2 separate regions of the Mus musculus genome follow, and region 1 is linked to region 2. Evidence: chromatin loops called from intact Hi-C (ENCODE). Cell type or tissue: heart. All regions are shown on one strand. Each heading gives the region's core, and the rest is flanking DNA. Links, peaks and the distances in the headings are about the cores only. Region 1 overlaps Tanc1 (tetratricopeptide repeat, ankyrin repeat and coiled-coil containing 1). Region 2 holds the start of Tanc1 (tetratricopeptide repeat, ankyrin repeat and coiled-coil containing 1).

Region 1 (11,898 bases), core at 3,621-6,120, 59 kb before region 2:
ACACCTCCATTGAGAAGGCACACGCACTCCCCGTGTGTGCCCTCCACTACTGGCAGACAAACATCAAAGGATGCCCACTGGGTTCCACACCAGACAGATCGTGGGCCTGAGGCCGTCAGACTGGTGCACCCTCCCAATGAGACCTGCAGCAGGTTATGTACACAGCACACTTGTTCTCTGGCCTCTGCCCCACCAAGAGCAGCCGGCCTGTACCACTGTTTCCGGCAAGGCCAGGGAAAACATCCCTTCTGAATTTGAGAGGACAACAAAGGCAGCCGTAGAAATGACAGAGGCCAGAGGGGAAGGAGCTTCCTTAGCGGCTGACAGTCCCTACAGCTTGTTTTCGTGGCGATGCGATCACAGAGAGCAGGTTCTATGTCTGGTCCTACATGGGTCTTAAGGCTCTCTGCTATAATTATGGTAAGGAGGAGGAGAGGCCGAGGAGACCAGAGGAGCTCTGCGTGGTACTGGGGAAGTTATAACGATAGCGGACTGCCTAATGTACTCCAACAAAAGCTGGGCCTTGAGACTTCTACCCCCAAAACAAACCTTAGATTCGCCAAAAAAACATAGAGCTTTTCGCTAATCTGTTTCAAATCCTCACCATTCAAAAATCTTTTCAGTACATAGAACAGTATTTATACCCAATATAATCAAGTGTCATATAATATTTCTCTACAATATATAGTACGATAAAATGGATCAGTCCTGATAGGATTTTTAGGAACCCTGAAACTCAAGTCTAGGGAACCTGAGGGCCCTACCCACACTTCCCTAACATTTAATTTCCAGACCTAATTTCCAACTGACTTCCATTTTTGCTTGTTTTTGCTTTGGTTTTTCAGGCCGGCATCTCTATGCCTAGCCGGCCTGAAATGCACTGTGTAGACCATTGTACCTCTAGTAGCGACCCTCCCGCCTTTGTCCCTCAAAGGTTTGAATTACACCCACAACCCACCACACCCAGCTTTCCAACTAACTTCTTAGAAAACAGAAGGAGGCCTGAAGATGCCACTCAGCTGGAGGGTATCAAAGGGCATCACAGGTCCAAGGCCTGCCTGGAACACACACACACACACACACACACACACACACACACACACACACACGGTCCACCACACAACAACAAACATATTTACTTATTCTCTAAGTAAAAACTGGGAAATGGGTTGGGGCTAGAGCTTAATGGTAGTGCCTGCTTAGCATGTGTGAGGTCGTAGGTTCACATACGCCTTACTGCTGTTGAATAGAATTACTAGGGCTTATCTTTGCTCCCCACTATCTTTCAAAACTGAATACACTTCAAAGTTGTTTATCCAACAGAAGTAGTGATCCAAAATCCTACTTTTTCTTCCCAAGAAGTATCCTAAGCCCGGCCACCTCAGACCATAAAACAAGGTCTGTACTGTACATGTTCATGAACCAAATCATGTCATCACTGGGCCCTGGGACAGTCCAAGGGCTACGTGGGGGGTCTACAGCTCTGAATAACACTGACTAGAAGCCAGAGGTTCAACAACAGGACAGAGGCCACAGTTCATGAGGAGGTTCAAGTCACACTCAAGTGCAACCAAGGGGAACAGTACCCCAGACCTAAAACAAACCAAACAAGCCTGGGTTTATGTTGTACCCTGAGGGCTTGAATAATTGAGCTTAATAGAAACCAGGCTTGGCTAGCAGGGAGGGAGGGAGGAGGAGACCTTTGAGGGAATTCCTCTGGCTTTTGAAGCTGGATTGGCAAAGGACTCTTTTTTGGGGAGGTATTGCATTGCATTGCCCATACTGCTCTCAAACTCTTGGGCACAGATCCTCCTGCCTCTGCCTACTGTGTACCCAGGAAAACAGGCCTGTGTCACCAAGCCCAGCTACAAAGGGCATTAGTTTCCATTTCAAATCTTGCAAAACTTTCTTTTCTCTGAGACAGGCACCTTGCTAGCCCCACAAGGAGATGGCTTTCCATCCCCAACACCCATTCGAATTTCCTGGAGCGTTTTCATAATTCTGATGTTCAGAAGAATGAAGAGCTACAGGGTTAAACATTAGCATTTCGTCAGCCTGACCTACTGATTCTCCTAGGCAGCCAGGATCGAGAACCACTACCCTTGACCCATTGCCTGGGTGTTTACTTTGTCCTTTTGAGGGCGGGTTGGGGAAACTTACATCTCAGAGGAGATGAGAAGAGGAAAAGCAAACAGGCCTGAGGAAGAAGTGAGAAAGGCAGAGCGAATGGTAACTTCATCAGGTGATCACTAGAATAGTGCAAGCTGTGGCCCCAGGGAGACAAGACTAGAGACAGAAGGGGCCATTGCTTAAGTCCTGAATAAACTGTCCCTAAACCTGGTTGCTCTGGCAGGCAGGAGATAAAGGTGAGAAGCAGCAACTCAAAGCATCTGTAAGGAACACACCCACCCTAAGCCCTTGGGGGGTGAGGGGAAGAGCGATTATGCCTATGGCTGCCATGTGGGAAGGGATGGCCACCGGGCACTGCTAACTGCTGTCACTCTAAAGGGTTCCTTTAGCTCTCTACCTTCCCCCTGACCCTGTTCTACTTGGTTATCTCTTTCCTAATTTCCTTCTCCTGGGGTGGGAGACCTTTGCCTGAGTCATCATCTTCTGTTAGTGTTCCTCACTTGTATCCAGAGTGATGTGGCCATTCTCAGGCCCCACAGCCAATCCTCGGAGCTGGAACCCAGGAGTCTGCGTCTCCCTCACAAATCCTTCCATTCCCCTGAAGTGAGTTCTCCGGATGAGCGGTTCAGCCTCCCCCTAACACAGACGACTTCCCGGGGACGGTTTCATGGCCTGTTGCCTCTTCTCCTCCTGGATCTTCTGACATCCTCCCTGGGTCTCCAGTGCTGCTGCCCCTTTAAGGTCAAATGCCCCTTGGATCTCAGCCTCTCTATGCATCACACAACAGGCGCCCAGGATGCAAGGCTATTTCTAACTGCAGGTTTCAGGTCTGCTAATTCTACCTGCTAAAAACATAATGGTAAAGTCCATGCCATGGCTCAGAAAGTCCCATGGATTTCCAGAACACTGGACTATCAGAAAAGGCCTCTCCCTCAGGCCTGGGCTGCCCTCTATCCACGTCCTCACCATCCGATAAAATGTTCTTTTTTTTCCTTTTCATGATAAAATTGAATTGGGCACGGGTGAGAAAACACTGTTGGTGAGACAAGACTAGGGCAGCCTGACAGGCCACAAGCTGTAAACTCATCCAGAAGACAGCTAGGAACCTAGTAACACGTTTGGAGTTGTCACAACCAGGGACTAAGCTCACCGGAGTCCAGCAGAGAGGTCCCAACCTCCACCTCCTCCCACATCCAGCCTTCCAGCCAATTCACCTCCTTTGGGATACAACTCTCACAGGAGGGAGGATCTGGTTTCCCATGCCACTGGTAATTAAGAGGGTGGAGGGACTGTCAGATCAAGGCACAATGACAGCCCTGAGAAGTAAAGTCTGACAGAAGAAAATACACAGTTTAGCCTTTCAATTCCCCAAAGCACCCAGGGACATCAAAACAATACAAGACAAGACACACGAGGACCGGCTCAGAAAGATGACCCTGGGCAGCACGAAGATGACGAGGCCGAACTGTCTCTAAGACCCAAGTATTCTCTAACACACAATGGGGTCTGCAGCCAACCTCAATGTTCTGTCTCCTGGTAACCCCCAGGACCCCGGCAGCCCTTCTCGGAAGTCAGGGCGCACCACTCGGCACTGCCATTTGGATGTGGAACTTCCCCTGGCTCCCACCACAGCCGTCATGCCCTCACCTACCTTTTTGATGGTAAAAGCCCCTTCACCAGATTACGGGCTTCTCAGAGTACAGGGCTCCAGTGTGGGGTGGAAGCCACGCCCTTCCTCTCTGAATTACAGCTAAAGCCTGTGGGCTCAGTCAACTCAATCATCCAGAACTCCTGGGGAAGGCAGCATTTAAATGGGTGTGTTTTAAGACAGTCTTCCATACTCTGTAAAGGTTATCATTTCTCCTGCTTTGAGGTTAATAAAATGAGTTGACATAGTAGGGCTCTGCAATCAGTGAGGTAAGCAGTAACTACCTTGGGATGGAACCTGTATGAAACAGAGAACCAAGCAATAAATTCAGCACGGTGCATAAAGGCACTGGGGGGGGGGGGGGTTCCCTTGCTCAAAAATATTAGAACAGACCTACTTGATAGGCAACAGCATTCAAAACCACTGAGTTGTTTTAGGTTTAATGAAGAAATTACTGTAATAAGCTTAACCTGGTAGTTGTGTAAGATAAGGCTGCATACTTAGTTTGAGGATGTGGGAGTGGGTGCACTAAACAATTAAAGCTATTAACTAGCAAGGAGTTACAATGCACACTATAGTCCTGGGTCTTAGAAATCTGAGGCAGGAGGGTCATGAGCTCTGGCGTAGTCTAGCCTGGGCTACTAAGACCCAATCTCAAAATGGGAAATAAAATCCACATGTGCGTCTATATCCAAAAAACACCATCCTCGGTATTGTTTCAAACTTATTAAATACGATTCTTTCACTCAAACCCCAGTCATTTACAACCAATGCAGGCCCAAACGACTGCCCAAGGCACTAAGAACCTCTCAGCTGAGGTCCAGGCAGCCAGGATTTCCAGGCCTGGTCGGCTGTTTTCAGTGTCCACAGCCCTCTCTTCCCACAGCCAAGCCTCTTAACCCTTGGCCCCACCCCGTCCCTTCCTGGCTCAATCCAGTGGGAACTTCTGCACTAGAGATTTAAATAGCCCCTGGCCCAGTCACTCTAGTTAGCAACCCTGACCCTGTGTCCGCTTCCTCTCCTGCAGCGCACAGGCCTAGCCCACCCTCTACCTCCGTTCTGATAAGGAACCCGGGACTCTCCCCAGATAACCTGTTAAATCCCCTAGGGCTGAGATGCTACCTTGCTCTTGGGTTTTGTCTAAGACACTGGCAGTCACTCTGAATCCACATGGCCACAGCAGGTTAGGGGACACAGGGTGTGCCCTACCCACCCCCATGGGTAGAACCCTCAGGACCGTTCAGGCCATTCATCCTATTCCTCCCGAAGACCCTTGCCCTGCTCTTTTGGAACAAGGACTTCCTCCCAGCTGCAGACAGGCCTGCTGTCCCCACCCCTGGGCAGGGAGCTCCAGGCCCAAGGCTTGGCACTGATTAGGAAATGACTCATCGCAAAGCACCGAAGGGGCCTCTGGCTATGGTACAAGTAAGTCACAAGATCTGGATCTATCTATCCAATCAGAGGGAGGAGGAAGAGGAGGACAAAGAGGAGGAGGAAAGGGAAGAAGAGGAGGAAGAGAAGGAAAAAAGAAGGAGGAGGAGCGGAAAAATAAAATCCTAGCTGAGTGCTCACGCTGACCTGGGGTGAGCTGAAGCCACTGTACCCACAGCAGCCCGCTAGCTCTAAGGTAAAAAGCTGAAGTCAGAGACATAACAACGGCTGTGTGGGCAAAGAAGGCCAAAGGAGTCCCGTGGACAGTTCCAAAGCTAATAGTTACTGGCCACAGGTGGCTGAGGCAGCAGAATTCCTAAAAGTTTCAGGCCAGTCTAGGCTAGGGATTGACAACCTGTATCAAAACCAAAACCAAACAAGAGAGAAACAAAAAGGCAAAACTGTTCCTTAAATTACAGTATCAGACTTATATACAACCCGTACAGTGGCTAACACTATAACTACAGCATGGAGAGGGGGGTTGCTGAGGCCTGCCATAACTTTGAGGCTAAGCTTGAGTTACAGAGTGTGACCTTTGCTCCACCCATACTACCCCATCCCACCCCACCCCACCCCAAAAAAGGAAAAAAAAGAAAAAGGCTAAATGGACTATTCTTTCCTAGACAACAAAGTTGCCATGTTCAAAGCTAAATATATAATATATATTATATATATAATACATATTATATATTTATATATACACACACACACATATATATATAGTATATATATGTACTGCTTTTGACCTGTAGAAATACCTTTCCTCACTCTGTTTTATAACTCTGCTTTTGATCTCATTAAAAATCCAGAAAACCCACCCCATAATCAGCATCCAAACGCTGACACCATTGCATACACTAGCAAGATTTTATTGAAAGGACCCAGATGTAGCTGTCTCTTGTGAGACTATGCCGGGGCCTAGCAAACACAGAAGTGGATGCTCACAGTCAGCTAATGGATGGATCATAGGGCTCCCAATGGAGGAGCTAGAGAAAGTAGCCAAGGAGCTAAAGGGATCTGCAACCCTATAGGTGGAACAACATTATGAACTAACCAGTACCCCGGAGCTCTTGACTCTAGCTGCATATATATCAAAAGATGGCCTAGTCGGCCATCACTGGAAAGAGAGGCCCATTGGACTTGCAAACTTTATATGCCCCAGTACAGGGGAACACCAGGGCCAAAAAGGGGGAGTGGGTGGGCAGGGGAGTGGGGGTGGGTGGATATGGGGGACTTTTGGTATAGCATTGGAAATGTAAATGAGTTAAATACCTAATAAAAAATGGAAAAAAAAATCCAGAAAACCCAACCTTTCCATTTTTTTTCAGTCCTGGCATGAAAAGTATACAGTCATTTAAAATGTGAAAGTACACCAACACTTCCTCGTGACACGGGGAAGGGCTTCCTTTACTGTCAAGTTCTCTCCCAAATAATTCTCTAAGTTATTGGCCAAAAATAAGGCCCCCGGTTCAGCAAGACAAACGGCCAACCTGTGATAAACAGGGTGAATACATACAAGCTTTACAGAGACTAAGAGGCTGTTCTCTGGGCAGAAGAGAACCCACTACCACCACCACGAGCCATGAGTAAGGCACAATGAAGCTACTTCAAACCTAACAGGGTGACAGAGGGACAGGAGGGGGGAGGAAAGTGGGATGGAGAGAGAACTGAAATCAGGACGGCAAAGCAGTGTCTGCATGCAGCATTCACAATAAGCATGGTAGAGAAGCAAACTAAGAACCCATAATGACAAAGAATACATTCGTGTGTCTATACAATGAAGTACTATTCATCCTTAAAAAGGAAGGAAATTCTGGGCTAGGGATCGTAGTTCAGTTGGCAGAATGCTGGCCTGCACGTGTGTAGGAGGCCCTAGGCTCCATCTCCAGTCACACACACAGTAGGTGTGATATGACCTCTAACGCCAGTACCTGGGAGGTGAGAGCACAAGGCCAGTTTGGGCTGAATAAGACCCCGATATATCTAAGAGTGTGTGGAGGAGGGACATGGAGAAAACTCTTCATACAGGATGCATCATGACCAAACCCTGAGTACGCACTGCTAAATGCAAAACACCAGTTACAGGAGAGCCAAGTGCTAGTGTTATGTGTAACAGTACAGCTCCACTTAAGCTCAAGAGAAAAGAGCTCCTGTTACATTTGTTTGTTTGTTTGTTTTAGCTTTACAGTGAGTTTTTGTTTTTACGGTTTTGTTGTGTTGTTTGCCTGTTTGTTTAATTGTTTTGCCATAAGTAAGAAAGAAGAAAGAAAAGAAATAGGCTTGGGAATTCAGATCTAGCTATCCAAAACATAACGGAATCAGGATCCTTAACGAGGGAGCTTCATGCCCAGCTTCTCCACGCCTTCAACAGCACCTAACTACAGGCAAAGCAGCAGAGATTCACACACAGCTGAAGGTAGAGTGTAGATAAAGGACACAGAGGACAGGTAGAGCATCAGGAAGGGCGACTGCGACCCAAGCATAGGTTCCGGCCCCCACTGCCCTTATTTCTGTGCTGTGATGAAACACTGAACAAAACCAGCTTAGGAAAGAACCCACTTACGTGGCTTACCGCTTACAGTCCGTCATCTGGGGAGGCCAAGGCTGGAACACCAGGCAAACTATAAAATACTTGTAAAGGGACTACAGTCACGGACAAACGTGCTACTAAAATAAAAGCCATTTTCTCAGGTAGGGTTTCCATTGCTGTGAAGAGAAACCATGACCAAGGCAATGCTTATAAAAGACAGCATTTAACTGGGGCTGGCTTCCAGGTTCTGAGGTTCAGTCCATTATCATCATGGCAGGCAGGAAGCATGGTACTGGAGGAGCTGAGAGTTCTTGCTACATCTCTACATCTCAGAGGCAAACAGAAGGCTATCTTGCAAGCAGCTAGGAGGAAGGTCTTAAAGCCCACCTCCACAGTGACACACTTCCGCCAATAAGACCACTCCTCCAACAGCCAAGCATATTCAAACCCCCACAGCTATATTCCTGAAAATCTGGTTTACAAACTAAATGAATCCTTTAGATGAGGTGTTATACTTTGAATCTGAAACGTCCCAGTGGCCTGTGCGTTAAAGCATTTGTCCTTAAGATGGTGCTGACAGAGGTGGTGGAACCTTTCCAAGGTGAGGCCATACTGGGAACTCTTTAGCATGCCCACGAGAACTGTGGAAGACCTTCCTGGCCATGAGGTAAGAATTCTTGCTTCTGCCATAGTGGGCTGCCTCATCACAAGCCGCCTTGCAACTCGTTGTCCTGGAACCTACAAAATGGTGAGCCAAATAAGCCATTGTTTCCTTCAAGGGGGTTATCCCAGGTATTTCATTACAGCAATGGAAACCAGGGCTAGGTAGCAAATGATAACTAGGGAGTCATTCTCATTCCACCATGCCCATAGCATAGGAATAGGAAGCTTTAGCCATTGGAAATGAATACCATTTATAAGTAAATGGTAAAAGATGTATAAGATTGGCAACAATGTGTAAGATTTGTTTTAAATTGCTGGGGTGGATAAGGAGGAAAGACATAGGCCAAAGGTTACAGAGTTGCAGTTATACAATATGAGTGAGTCTGGGGATCTGTGGTGGTTTGGATAGGTCTGGCCCCAATAGATTCACTCGTGTTTGAATGCTGAGGGAGGCTTGGCCTTGTCAGAGGAAATGTGTCACTATGGAGGCGGGTCTTTAAGGCCATAAATGCTGGAGCTATGCCTAGTGTAAAACATCCTGTCTCTTTCTGGGTGCCTGCAGACTAAGATGCACAGCTCGCAGCTCCTTCTCTAGCACCATGTCTGCCTGGGCGCTCATGCTTCCCACACGATGACAATGGACTGAAGCTCTGAAACTGTAAGCCAGCCCCAGTTAAATGTTGTCCTTTATAAGAGCTGCTACAGTCATGATGTCTCTTCACAGCAATAACACCCTAACTAAGACAGGACCTAAACAGCATGAAGACGAAGGCTTATAATAATATAATATATACTGGTAATTTTCAAAGGACCACCTCTTAGGTACTCTTATCGCAAGATCACAGCCTGAGAAATGCATTGCTAGGCAATTTCATAGCTGTGCAATCAGCAGGGTGTATTTAGAGAAACCTAGTCATATTATTCAACCATGAGATGTGTTAAATGCAAGGTATAGAAGGTTGCTACAGCCAGGACACAGCATACTGCATTACAGAAATTTCTTTATAAGTAGAACATTCTTTTTTTTTTGGGGGGGGGGGGGGGTTCGAGACAGGGTTTCTCTGTGTAGCCCTGGCTGTCCTGGAACTCACTTTGTAGACCAGGCTGGCCTCGAACTCAGAAATCCGCCTGCCTCTGCCTCCCAAGTGCTGAGATTAAAGGCATGCGCCACCATGCCTGGCACATTCTTTTTTTAATATTAAAGTTTCCTATAAAACAGTATGCTGCACATATGCAGAGTCCCCATGAGCTTTTATATTTCTACATCAACATCACCACAAGCATATGCGGTGCACTGTGCTACTTACCAGCTAGGATGAATCACTAAGCCAAAGGACTACTTTTTACCACCATTATAGTGTTACGGGACCACTGTAGAACATGCAATCAGCTATAAACCAAACATAGTCACAGAGAAAGTGACTGCAGATCAAGCTTCACAATGTTCACGACAAACAGGCAAGCAAAATAAATAAATAGATTACCCAAAACATGCATACAAAACTGCATATAAGCTCAGCAAAGCCGTTGATGCCTGGAGCTGACCAGTGACTGTTTACACAGACGGGGTTATATGCCTCATGATTTACGGATTTGTGGTTAACTCCTGGATTTTCAAACCTCTGGCTTAAGTTTGCCACCCCAATCCTAGCCACTTCACCAAACTTCACAGATCCTTGTACTGTACCTGGAATATTCTCATTCCTCCTGGACAGCTCCTGTTCACTCTCTGACAACCAAAGCTGTACTACCAAGCCTACACTACCAAGACGATCCGCTACAGAGAGCAGGCTTGCTTCGGTTTGCCATGCGCTCTCACCAAATCCCAGTCCCCTCACTCTGCAGCTCCCGTGACACTATCTTCTATTTGCACAGAAAGCCATCTGTCCTCCTAGACTGTGAACAAGGAAGGGAGCTTCGTTTGTTTTATTATCACATGCCCAGGATGTGGTGTCACCTGATAAATATTTGAAACACAAACAAGGCCTAGCTAGCCTGGAGTTATCACAAACACTAAGTGTCTTGCCAATGGATAAGGGGGCCTTTCAGGTTGTACCAAATCATCCCAAAGTGGTCCTGGGTGCTTCAATTTTTTTTCTATATATACAGTCGCTGACTTATGACTATATGATTTGGGAACAGTCCCACTACACGATGGTGTGAAATCGATACAAATTGAGAAGAAACCATAGTTGGAGTTCGATTTGGCCTCTTTCCCAGGCTCACAGCTTGTGTTCTCTCGAGGCTGGGCAGTGTTGAGACCCACAGTCCCCTGTCACATGCTGATGAGGCCAGCAAGCACTCCGAGGCACACAGTGTTGCCAGTGTTTGGGGGTACTGTGGTTTGTATTTTTGCGTCCCACTGTATCTACTAAAATACTCACCTGCGTGTCTACAGGAGACACTCGACATTTCATTACAAAACGGGCTTGTGTTAGATGATTCTCCTCACCAAGAGGTTACTGAGGTATTCTGAGGATGTTAAAGGCGGTGGGGAGCCAGCGTACCGGAGCTATATAATCCCAGTACAGGCAGCTCTTAGGAGGTTAGAGCAGGATAATGAAGATGCTAGCTGAAAAGCAACAGCACAGCAAAGGCAGACCAGGCTAAGCTACCTTGGTAGGTCGACTGTACTCAATGATCACAATTACAATATCTGTATGACATCACGGGCTTATCGGGCTATGATCCCGCCAAAAGCTGAGAGGCATAAGAAATTCTTCCGACCTTCCCAGCAATCTGTGAAGGGACACTGAGATAAGAAATTCTTCTCAAGTTCCTTCTACTTAAATTCCTTCTACTTTAAATTCAATTGTATTCTGCTAAATTTAAATTAATTGTCTTGGTCCACGGAGATGGCTCAGTGGGTAGAGGCACTTGCCATGCAAGCCTGGAAAACCCAGGTTACAAAAAACAAAACAAAACAAAACAAAACAAAAACAAAAAAACAAAACAAAGAATCCACGCTTACCATGGTTGTCCTCTGTCCTCAGTATGCATACCACAGCATGCACATCCAAACACGCAGTGTGCGCACACACACACACAGTAATAGTGACAATAATTTTCATCTAAAATGATCTTGTTTTAAATGTCTACATAAAGTTTGCAAATCAAGTTACCTTTCCATGATTTTAAAAGTATCTACAAAAGGTAGGTTGCTCTTGTCTTCAAGAAAATAATTTTTTTTTTTACATTTCCTTACTGTGTGTGCGTGTGCATGTGTGTGTGGGTTACACTGTGCATGGACGCCAGAGGACAGTGGGGGCGGGGGGGGGGGGGAGGTTACTCCTCTCCTTCCTCGACGTGGGCCCGGGGGATTCAGCTTAGGTTACCGGTTGGCAGAGACTACTATTACTCACTAAGCTATCCTCCCCATCCTCGCTCCCCCTACTTTTGTTTTTTTTGAGACAGGGCCCCGTAGCCCAGGCTGCCCTTAACTCAAAGTGTAGCTGATGTTGGCCGTATACTTCAGATTCTCCTGCCTCTAGCTCCC
Region 2 (11,898 bases), core at 4,352-6,851:
ACAGTGACTTAATAATATGTGTGCCCATCTGAATCAAAGGCCTCTGATATCTGTCTGTCCAAAGATGTCAAAGGCCAAAAATCAATCATTTGGTAATGGTAACACATATGCAATGGATTTGGTAACCAGTCATTAAAACAGAGCCAAAGAATAAACACAGGGAAGGCATGTCTGACATGGGACACAAGACAAAGTGTGTCACATGAGCATATACTGACTCTAAACTGCACAAATGTAATATATGCATCTTCATTTGCATGATGTCTTTCATGTGTTAAAACTGTATGTGGCATAATGTACCACTTTGCTACAGTACATCCTTTGTGCAAAAAGGCCACCCACGGTTGACAGTTTCTTCCACTCTCCTCCACCCCTCAGGGGCAACAAGCCAATCCACCACAGGTGTGTGACCCTAAGTATGCTGGGTAAGGCAAGAAAGTGCTGAGTCACCGTGGTTCTATGTTAAATGGCTGAACATTCTGGGTTCACATCTGTCTACAATGAGCATTAGCTGGGAGACTTTAGAACTAATAAATTCTCTCATGCTAATGGCAAAAATCCATGCTGAAATCCATGGTCTGTGTCCTGTCTCTGTAACATTTGTCTTGCCCTTGACACTTCTGTCTATGGGATAATTCTCTCTGGAACATTCTCCTCCATCACCCACACTCACAGAAGCCCTAAGAGACAACACTCACTCTACAAAGACAGCTGACCAGCAACAGAGGCAAACAAAACCAGAACTCCTTTCTCTAACGGCACGATAAGGCTTCTAAGAGCACTCTTCAAGGAAATCTGTTCATCCCACTTTCTGTTTCTGTCCCTTTTGGATAGTGACAGCCTTCCAACACTACTAGGAAATGATGTTTCCCAGTGTCCTCTTCTGCTTTCACTTCTCAAGGAAAGGGCAACAATTTCAGACTGGCCAGTCAACAGATACTAACTTCTTCTGAGTTGAAACACCGTTTCTTATTACTTTGCAAAGCCACCCCTCTCCAAGAGTAAGTTTTAAGAGCTGTGTCTGAAGCCTCATACTTGAACCCCATACTTGTAACCTCAGCACACTGCAGGCTGGGGCAGGGAGATTGCAAGCTTGAAGCCAGACTAGGCTACATAGTAAGACTTTCTGGCAAAACCAACAGATAAATAAATGCCTTACACAGACAAGTTCCTCAGCATAAAAGAGCTGTCTCCTTGGTTCAGAGGCTTGCTGTGCAAGATTGACAACCTGAGTTCGAGTCCAGGGTCCCACAGTAGAAAGAAAGAACTCCAGAAGCTGTCCTCTGACCTCCACGCACAGTAGCACATGCACCCACGTTCACGAACGCATGCGTGCAGATCAGACGAGAAGTGAAATGAAAGCTGTAAAGAAGAAGTTGCTATCCTAGAATATGATTTCATTTTTGAACCTGTTAAAAGTTCACAGACCAGGGGTGTAGTTCAGTGTTACAACATGTGTTTAACATGTCCGAAAACCTAGATTTGGTCATCAGCACTACCAAGAAGACAAATAAAACCTAGCTTCCAGACTAAGGGCCCAGCTACACTTAGTACTCCTAAACTGGCAGATGGGAACACAGCAAACAGTGGAAATGTATCACTGCAGCCAACTACCTCTTCACCACTTAACCAGGAGCATAAAAGGAGACCTACATAGCATGGGAAGCGGCTCGAAATTGATCTATGCACTTGTCGATAGGAAGGGCTCAGGACTCCAAGAAAGGGATATTCAGACAGGCTTCGCGCTTAGCCTGACAGAAGCCAAGATGAGAGGTAAATGGTGTTTTTATCCTTATGTTTAAGTTGATAGACATCTGAACTGTAAATCATGTTAGGCCCTGAAGCCTACTTGATTAAAAGGAAGAAAGAAAGAAAGAAACTGAAAGAAAACAAATGATGAGTTGGAGGTATGTGACTTTCTGAAACTCTCCTACAGGGAATGTTTAGTTATCATTATTAGAGAGCTGTTTTTAATCCATCCTGTCAAAGCAGAGATATAAACCCCAGGGTTCTGGAACCAAAATAACCATAAATGAAACACTGTGAGAAACGGCCACATGTTGTTTGTCAGGCTTTAGCGAGTTCACAGGTGACTTAGATGAATTAAAAGAGATAGAGGGCAAGGAATGGGGAGCCGGGGACCTGCTGGGCTCAAGTTCAACGTCACAGGTGACATCAGGCAAACTGATCTAACTTCCTGGGCCCTGGTTTACTCAACTGAGAGGTTTAGGGATAAAATATGCAGTGAAGCCCTTTACGATTGCCGTTACACTGTTCTAACAATACAGCCCAGGCTCCAAAATTCCTAGATCTCTCCAATTCTTGCAGTCACGAGGGTGCAATGTGATTCCATTTCGGGAGTGATCATGAGGACACCAAATCCCATAAAGACTTCACAGCCCTATAGACCAAACCCTTCTGTAAACTGGGGGAGAGGTAGTTCTACACCTAAAACAAGCATTTAAAAGACAGTTCAGAGCCCAGTTTGGTGGTGCAGAGCTTTAACTCCAGCCCCTGGGAAGCAGAGGCAAGCTGATCTCTATGAGATTGAGGGCAGCCTGGCCTAAACAGTGAGACCCTGGCTCAAACACACACACACAAGCAAACAAAGGCCCAGTTCAGAACAAACCCGTTCTAGAGACTAACACAATTCCCCTGTGTGTGTGTGTGTGTGTGTGTCTATAAATTTATTTATACATTTATTCCCACAAGTTAAAACTAAAGGTCCCATAATAAAAATAAAAGTTTGTTCTTCCCTCAACAAGGCCTCATATACATTGGACAAGAGCATAAATCCATTTTTCTAACTAGCAAATTCTTGACGTAACAGAAATAAGATCTTTACTATTGAGTTTGAAGTGCCTGGTGAAAACAGACCTACCTCCCTCCCAGCTATTCAGACAAACCTCATTATAATATGGATTACAGCTCTACTAGCCCAGGGACAGGGCTTTTAATGTTCTCTGGGAGATAAAGAATTAATCAGCAACCCAGAAAAGAAGTTGTCTAAAAATGGATGATTTAGTCAAAGTAATTCCATTGTCTCTAAAACTGTGCCCTCGATCACCAGGCATCAAAACCCGACTATGGCATCAAATAAATTGCATGTGGTTAAAGAGACAAAATGTTCTTCTGGCTGTTATGAGAAGCAGAAAAGGGCTGACTACGAATCAGTTATGTTTTAGCTCCACGATGAACATGAATTATGATAATTTAGACATTCTGGTGGTTAAACCAAAAAAGCAAGAAAATCAATACTTTGGCGTTCCAGCAAAAGTTAAGTTCGTGGCATGAGAATTGCAAGACAGAAACATGGAAGTGACCTTAAATTTATTTCTGGACTTTCCCACCCCCACCAAAATCAATGATTTCCCTCACTGTCCAATCACACTATTTCCCTCACTGTCCAATCACAGCAGTCAAGAAGCCTGGAAACATCAAGTTGGATGGTAAGAAAAAAAGGTCTACGAAGGAATCTCTAACGCAGTCACACGCCAAACTTCCTTGGCTTGGCATGCTTTTCATTGTAAAAGCACCAAGATCTATTTATGATGCTTTTTGATTGACACCCACAAGCATTCCAGCTGACACAGACTTTGCAGATTGTAAGGAAGTCCCTGTGAGCTCTTTAAGTAGCCCAGATGAGCAAAGCACGCAGAACAGTACCATAATGAGCACCTCTCTCAGGCGCTCATAAATTCTTTCATTCCCAGCAATCAAAAAGCAGCTGTTAAAATCCAGAACTCTTCCCAGTAGCAGATCTGAAATACCTCCGGGCTGCCCAGAGAAGCTCCACAACGGCTTCTTCTCTTCCTCCCTCCCCCATCCCTGGAGTGCCAGCCTGGCAGGATAAGGATGACCCAGGAAGGGGGTGTGGGTGGAGGGGAGTAGCGGATCTGGTGTAAGCAGAGACGCAAGACTCCCTTCTTTTTCACCACAAAGAAAAACTAACCCTCTGTGCCAGCCAACCAGGTTTCTCCTGCTCTCCCCAGGCACACTAACTTCGTAGTCTGATGAGTCTGGCATTTCTAGAGTTCGCGACCTCAGCCACCCTGAGTCCTTTCCTGAAAGATCTTGAACCAGGAGCTAGCGGCGTCTGAACTCCTTTACAGGTTAAGACTCAGCCTGCCTTTACCTTTTAACCCGCCAGGACGCTACTCCGGGGGTCAAGTTCAAGATGAAGGTGCTCTCCTCACCACCCTGAGTTCACTCTGCAGGAAGCTGTATTACTCAGACCGGTCCCACTACTCCAGGCACAAGAATCTGGGGCTGCCAAGCCGGAGCCGAGGCAGCCTGAAGAAGACTGTCACAGCTCGGCGTCCTCCTCCCTCGGCCGCGGCACCGCGTTTCTTCTACCTGGCCATGGCCGCATTTCCTCCGGGAGCCTTTACACAATAAGTCAAGTAAGTTTTGGGAACTCCAGTCCAGAGATCTTGCTGACTGAAAACACGCTACACAATGCCCAGGGCTTCCTTCCCCGCCAGCCGTTCCGGAAAGCGGCCGCGCCGAACCCAAGGGCCCCCCCCCACACACACACACACACCCAAAAGTCCTCCAGGAAGAACCTGAATCCCCATAATGCCTCCAAAGTAACTACTCGTCGCCCAAGGACAAGGGGACTCGCAAACTTGACACGACCCTTCATTTAGCTGGCACTACTAAAAGGAAGAGAAAAAAAAAAAATCCTCAAGGTCTAATCCCAAATCATCACCCTATCACCAACACCACCAGGGAAAGAAATTGGCTTGCATCTGCGAGCCGCAGCCTGCAGGAGCGAATCACACACTTTCAGCTCACGGTGGGCGATACGATTCCCCACCCCACCCCCACCCCCGCTGAAGTTCTCCCGGGAACTTGGCGACCCGCGCGCGGCGACACTCAAGACCCCGCGGTGCCAGGCGCCCCGCCTGCACGTCCCCCTACTCCCCCCACCCAGGTGCCCGGCGCAGCCCAGGCCCTGTCTAGCCAAGGGACCGAAGAGGCGGGCAAGGGCCGGCTGGGAAAGTCCTGAGCGCCGCGTGATCCCAATGTCCCCCTAGCCCGGCTCTGCTGCAACCCGTTCCTCCGGGAGCGCAGGAAACGGCCTGCACCGACTCCCCGGCAGCGCCTAGCCCCAGGCCGGGAGCTCCGGCGTGCCTGCGCCTATTCCGGGAAAGCTCCCGCTGGGCCCGGCGGAGGAGGGGGCGTCCCGAAACTTTCCCACCAGCCTGGCTCTCGTTTCCCAGGCTGCTCTCCGGGACCCTTCCTTCCCCGCCCGCTGCGGACTCCCGGGGGCCGGCAGCGGCGCCCCGGCAGCGAGAGTTACCTGCCAGGAAAGTTTCCAGCTTTCGGCGCGGTTCCCACCCCGGGGGCCGAGCCTCAGGGCGCAGAGGGCTGGGCGCTTGGCGGCTGCGGCTCCTGCGGCTCCCGAGCCGGGCTCCCGCAGCTGCCACCGCGGAGGCAGCGCTCCGGCCCGTCCCCGCGCCTCGCTCGGCCCACACCGGGACCTCATTGGCAGCGCGAGTCCCCGCCCTTGCGCGTGTTCCGGAAGGCACCTTCCCTGTGCGCGCCCGCCGGGGCTGTGCCTCCCGCGCCCCTCCCGACCGGAGCTGCCCCGGCTCTGGGACCCGCTGGGGCGCCGCACGCCAACTTTCCTCCCGGCGCCTTCGCCCCCTCCTCACCCAGCATGTCCTCTGCGGGAAGCTAAGCTTTCCGGGAGAAGGTTGCTCCCCTGGGGCCTCGCCTGGACCCCAGTGGGACAGGATCAGAAGTGTGATTAGCCCTCTCCTCCTTTTTTTAGCCGTTTTAGAATCAGTAAAGTGGCTCGGCCTTCGGTCTGCGCTGCTCTCTGAAAGCATCCGAGGAGGACATATGGGAGCAATTAGCCAAGCTGAAGTTTCCGCGGATGCCTTAGGGTGGCTTTGTTGGCTTTTCTTCCCCTCGCTTAACTAAACACAAACAAATACACTTTCTTGTTCCAAAATGAGCTGAGAAAGATGGAAAGTGCATCTCGCCCATTGCACCTTTTTCTTTCTGGAAAGTTAAGTTGGGGTTGTTCCGGGGATCAGTGACTGCCCAGAGTCAGGGGCAGTCCTCCCTCCTCGAACTCTGTGGCTAGCAGTACTGTCTGGGCTAAGTACACTGGCCAGCGGCTAGCTTCCTTGTCAGGAGGAGGAGTCCTGGAGGAAGAACAGACAAAGATGCTATTATTAAGTAGGCTGGTGGCAGTAAATTAAACTCCCTAGTTCCCAAAATGTTTTGTTATTCCCAATAGAACAGAAGTTTGAAAATGGCCTAGGGAACTGGGAGACCTGGGTCCTCCACAACCTCCCAGGAATCCAGGCAGCCAATTTATATGTAGAAGGCTCAGCCCTCTCTATTCCCAAAAGCCCTTTGGGCCCCCTTTCTTTGCAGAAGGATCAACTAGAAATTCCAACAGGAATTGCACACAGGCCGCCCATCCGTGTAAGGAGAGTGAAGAATACAGAAGTTGCTATAAATGGGTTTATTGCCAACCCCTAACCTTTGCTGTGGCAAACCTGCCTTTAAAGACAACTGTGTTTTAAACAACTTTCCCTATAAAAACTTCAACCTCACATAGAGCTTCCCAATATAAAGATAGCTGCAAGAATGGTGTTTGCATTTAAAGTTCCTGTGAAAAGTGACAGGAAGCAAAAGGCTGCTCAATCTATCTCTCCATAATAAATAAAAGATGGTTCGAATGTGTTGGGTATTTTTCACTCGTATAGTCAAAGACCTGATTATCACTATATTTATAAGTATGCAGCGAACATATCCCAGCCTTTACTCAAGCAAATCATGACATGAATATTCAAAGCAAGTAAGGACTCCTGGTAAGCCAGGAAGGTCACAGACACCCCCTCCACCTCCAATGCTGGTTGTTAAAAACCAGGTTGGTGTTTGATTAACTTCTCTTGAAAAACAGTGTGTAAAACTGACCAGTCTTTCAACCACGGATGACAAAGTCAGACTACATGGATAAGACAATGACCCAAACAAAAGACAAAAACCCAGCCGTCCAGTCTGAAATACTATAAGATGTAAGAGAAACTCCTAAAGACTCAAGCAGGTCCAGGTCCTGGCTTGTTTGTAGTGGTTTCTTTCTTTCTTTTTTTTTTTAAGATTTATTTATTCATTATATGTAAGTACACTGTAGCTGTCATCCTCGTTATGGATGGTTGTGAGGCACCATGTGGTTGCTGGGATTTGAACTCCGGACCTTTGGAAGAGCAGTCAAGCAGTCGGGTGCTCTTACCCACTGAGCCATCTCACCAGCCCCTGTTTGTAGTGGTTTAAATGGGTAGATAGTGGATGAAATTCGTGAATCTGTAGATTCTTCTTGGACTATCCTTAGTTATCTTTCCAAACTTTAATAAAATTGCTTAAACTGAGCTTTGAGGGCAATTAGGCTTCTTCCTCTCTCTCTCTTCCCTCAAACTTGCCTGAAGTAACAAGTAGAAAAAGCACAGAAAATAGGTATGCTAATTTCTTGCATCATCTTTAGTTTGGGTTGAAAGGATTTGGTTTTATAGTTTCAGAAGTCAAGGACACTGAAGTAATTTCATCCCCGCCTGTTTGGGGACCCTTACCATTCTACACAGGCAGAGAGCTAGCAGTCTAAAGTGTGTACACAGGAGGACCCTGTTTCCCCTCCTTCCTGTAGTATTTATATAATCCCAACTACATGTCATTAAGCACAATCAGATCTCTGGCTTTAAATGGCTACTATTATATACAGTATGTAGTACCACCAACATCAAAGGTGTCTTAAGCTGTGGGTGAAAATGATACATGTTTAAAAAGCCAAGGCCAAACATAAACAGAGTAAGAAAAAAAAACTTGAGTGGGGGGGGGGGGGCTCATGAAGGTCTGTTGTGTAAGGACAACCGGAGACTTTTCTAAGCAATTTAATATGTAAGGTATTAGCTGAACACAGGTCCAAACAATGCTTTTTTTTTTGTACTTAAAATCTGCTTTTCCCTTAAAAATAAAATAATAAAAGGTGCTTCTAGTTGGTTGTTCGCCAACTTTGTATATCCAGAAGCTCAAGAATCACCGCTTGCTTTTCTTGGGTCTCTCTCCACAAACCCAGTTTTAAAAGCTCACTAATTCCCTGCATGTTTAGAGAGAGAGAGAGAGAGAGGGAGAGAGAGAGAACAGTCGATTGCACAGATATTATGTGGTACACACATTCCTTAAATATATATGTGATATACTGGGTTCCATTTCTAAAGTTTCTGTCACTTTGCCAACAATGTAGCTTTTTTCTCAGCAGACCGAAAGAAAACAGCAAGTATTAAACTGGTTATTTTACCATACAATTTACTGCCCAGGGCAATGGACTGAGGAAGGCATGAGAAAAGAATGTGCTTTGTGAGTGTGTGTTAGTGTACGCCCCCTTGGTCAGATTCCTAAGGACTTCTATTTTAAATCAGTTCTAAGTTAGGATCCTGGCCAGTGTTTATTATGGTATGCGTAGTATAGAACACACAGTAAGAAGTAAAAAGTTTACGTTTTAAAACCTAAGAACAAAAGCCAAGATGAAACTTTAAAACTTAATAAGGTAAGAAATCCAAGTTTAAGCACACTTCTTAGGAGGGTCTTTTAATATTCACAGAGCCCAATCTTCTCCCTCGGTTAGATCCTTTCCCCTCCGCTTTTTAACATTCTGAGAAAGAAAAAATATAAAGACACCGGGGAATAATAAAATAAATTGGGTATAGTTGGAAATCAGTCGGGAAAAGCAATGAAATGAAATACTCCTATAGAGTCCCTCCATGTGCAGTGACCCATAGTCACACATGTTTGCTAACACCATGGTCATACGGGCTGATAGCAAACAGGCGTCCGGGGAAACAGAAATCCATTGCTTGGCTCAGTTAGCCAGGCTATCAAATTAAAGGAGTCACAAGACATATAAACCCCTCGGGTGTAGTGCATGCCCTGCAATGTTGTAGGAACTCAGCCAATATGGGGTAGGTAGTGGATTATTTAAGCTGGCAAGAAATCCAGTGAGGGGGAAAATGGGGTAAAGAGATTCAGGGGTTCACGTTCCCATATAAGATATGGGAATGGAGTTGGAGAGATGGCTCAGCTGGTAAAGATATCTGCCACCAAACTTAATGACCTGCGTTGGATCCCTGGGACCCACAGAGTTGAGGGAGAGAACCTCCTCCCACAAGCTGTTCACTGAGAGTAAATAAATAAATGTAATAAGAATTTGAGACTAGCTGAAGTCCTGGAAAAGTCTGGCTTAAGATAATATTCAGGGTGACTAATTGTGTTGCTATTATTGTCGCTGCTGCTATGTCACCTAGACTGGCCTTCAGCATCGGATCCTCCTGCCTCAACCTCCCTGATGTGATCTGAAGACAGAAACAGAATTCTCTTTTTTCAGAAAAGGTAACACAGTTGGGCACCACTCCAATTAACGTTTGGTGCATCCTCTTTTTATAATAGTATAAAAGTAGCCTGTTAATTTTTAGTATTAAAGGTATAGTTCACATCTCCTCCTTAGGAATATGGCTTCCCCTTTCTGCCAAGCATTGTAAGAACTGGTGCTGAAGTCGGAATCATAGCATCTAAGTCCCTGCTCTAGCTTTTGCAGTGTTGTGATTATGGGCCATTCATCTGGCCTGCGGTCTTAGTCTACAAAATAAGAAGGATGTAGACTCCCTGCCAGACAGGTCCATTTGAAGAATAAATAAGATAAGATTTATAAATTAATAAATTGGAAAATAATCTGTAAAGGCTCATTTCTAGTTAATAGACAAGGTGCTTTTCCTGTCTTGTTACCCGAAACTAGTATACTCGGAATAATCAGAACAATGCAGAATGTCCTCATGTGCACTCTGAGGAATCGTGACTTAAAGGTGATTCAGTAGTAGATAATAACACCAACTAAGTCCTCGGGGGTCTCATCTGGGGGTAGATTAGTAGTTCTTGTCTCAAAAACAGTAGCATGCAGGAACCATGTACAAAAATATGATTTTTCTCTCATGTTAGCGCTAAAGAGAAAAAAAAAATACAGTATACACCCTATACTGATGTACCTCATTTTGTGCGAATCAACATATAGATTGTATGTTTGTTTATGTTTGTTTGTTTTGAGACAGGGTCTTATCATATAGCCCTGGCTGGCCTTGAACCTTCTATGTAGACCAGACTGACCTCTACAAAGAGCCACCTGTCTCTGTCTCCCAGGTGCATGGATCAAAGGCATCACCACACCTAGCCCGGAAATTCTTTTTTCTTGTTTGTTTTGTTTTATTTTGGTGACGGGGTCTCACTGGCTGTCCTGGAACTCACAGAGACCTGCATGTCTTTGCTGGAATTAAAGACATGCACAAACACACCCAGTCTTTGGCTTGGAAATTCTTAAATAATATATTAATGTAGAGGAAATGTTTCCTGTAAGAAATCCTAGCTGGAAATGTCTGCAAGAGCCTCACTATCTTCTTTCTGTTCCTTATCGACGACTATCCTTTCAGTCCTCTGAAACGGCAAGCCTAGATGCTAGCTAGGGAGATCATAGGGAGATCATGTAGAGGTTCAACTTGAACCTCTACAGCTCTAGAAGAACAGGTGTTAGGCAGAACTGGTTTGCATCTGAACCTGGTGGTCTTCATTTACAAGACAAGCATTTGGAAGACGAAGGCAGAAGAGCAGCCATGTTTGAGGCCAGCCTGGGACTTTAACTGCCTTGTGTTACTGAACAACAGTGGCACACAACAAACCATCACCCCAGCGCCTGGAGGTTAAGCCAAGAGAACTGAGACGTGAAGTCAAACCTGGGCTAGACAGGAAGAGCTTGCTCAAAAAGGAAGAAAGGATAGAGAAAAGAAAGGCAGGAAAGGAGGGTGTGAGAGGTCATGGAGAAATGCTACCTTAATGATCAGTTTGCTTTTCCCACCTTGACAGTCACAAAACCCAGTCTTGAAATGGATGAAGGCTGCTGGTATTACTGGTGAAGGTAATCAATTAAATAGAACTGGAGAGTTTTTGACACTAAAAAGACAGTGTATGTAGTACAGGCAGTAGCAACTCACATTCTGTCCTGGCTGGTTTTGTGTGTCAACTTGACACAAGCTGGAATTATCACAGAGAAAGGAGCTTCAGTTGAGGAAATGCCTCCATGAGATCCAGCTTTGGGGCATTTTTTTCAATTAGTGATCAAGGAAGGAGGGCCCTTTGTGGGTGGTACCATCCCTGGGCTGGTAGTCCTGGATTCTATAAGAAAGCAAGCTGAGCAAGCCAGGGGAAGCAAGCCAGTAAGTAACATCCCTCCATGGCCTCTGCATCAGCTCCTGCTTCCTGACCTGCTTGAGTTCCAGTCCTGACTTCCTTTGGTGATGAACAGCAGTATGGAAGTGTAAGCTGAATAAACCCTTTCCTCCCCAACTTGCTTCTTGGTCATGATGTTTATGATGTTTTGTGCAGGAATACAAACCCTGACAAGGATGCATGCTAAAATAGAAGTGTATACAACAGGATTTGTATAGTTAGAAACCCATTTGAAGCTAGTATTCACATTTTAGTGATTAACATTAATATAAAATAGTATAAGGAATGAAATAATTTTGGCACTGACAATGGAACTCTTCGAAGTTCTTTCTGCCCATGCAGCAGTCTATTAAAGCTCTTAACACCTCAGAATTGAGACAGACACTGTGTATACACCAGCTCCTGCTTCTGTCTTCCTCATGTGTGTCATGTCTTTTTCTAGGGCTGTAGCAGGAGTCATGTTTGCCTAAAAGAAGTAAGGACACTCTGTAATTATCAGGAGATATTAAACTACCAGGCTGTGTTAAAGGAGTCACCCTTACGTAGGCATCTGCCCTGAAGACCGCTGCTTGGTGAAAATGGATTTGACTACTTAGCTTTAGCTAAAACCCTGTT

The links. A loop is a pair of places that touch in the nucleus more often than their neighbours do. Peaks named below come from ENCODE experiments on the same cell type or tissue, not always from the same donor. Only the 100,000 strongest peaks of a DNase experiment are listed, where the experiment ranks them.
Region 1: it touches region 2 in a loop (3-fold over the local background); 6 of 42 quality-filtered maps call a loop at or near these places.

Annotation. Positions count from the first base shown.
Region 1 is chr2:59,663,762-59,675,659 of GRCm38, reverse strand. The region is part of intron 2 of Tanc1 (tetratricopeptide repeat, ankyrin repeat and coiled-coil containing 1); the gene reads right to left. Among named protein-coding and RNA genes, the nearest start is that of Tanc1, 58 kb to the right of the region's middle. In heart, for the core only: no CTCF peak of the experiment used is centred there; DNase peaks (open chromatin) are centred at 3,789, 4,719 and 5,129; H3K27ac peaks cover 2,126 bases.
Region 2 is chr2:59,605,604-59,617,501 of GRCm38, reverse strand. Tanc1 (tetratricopeptide repeat, ankyrin repeat and coiled-coil containing 1) reads right to left here and starts at 5,460. Exons shown (of 27, transcript NM_198294.3): 1 at 5,306-5,460. In heart, for the core only: no CTCF peak of the experiment used is centred there; DNase peaks (open chromatin) are centred at 4,381, 5,051 and 5,501; H3K4me3 peaks cover 2,100 bases; H3K27ac peaks cover 2,283 bases.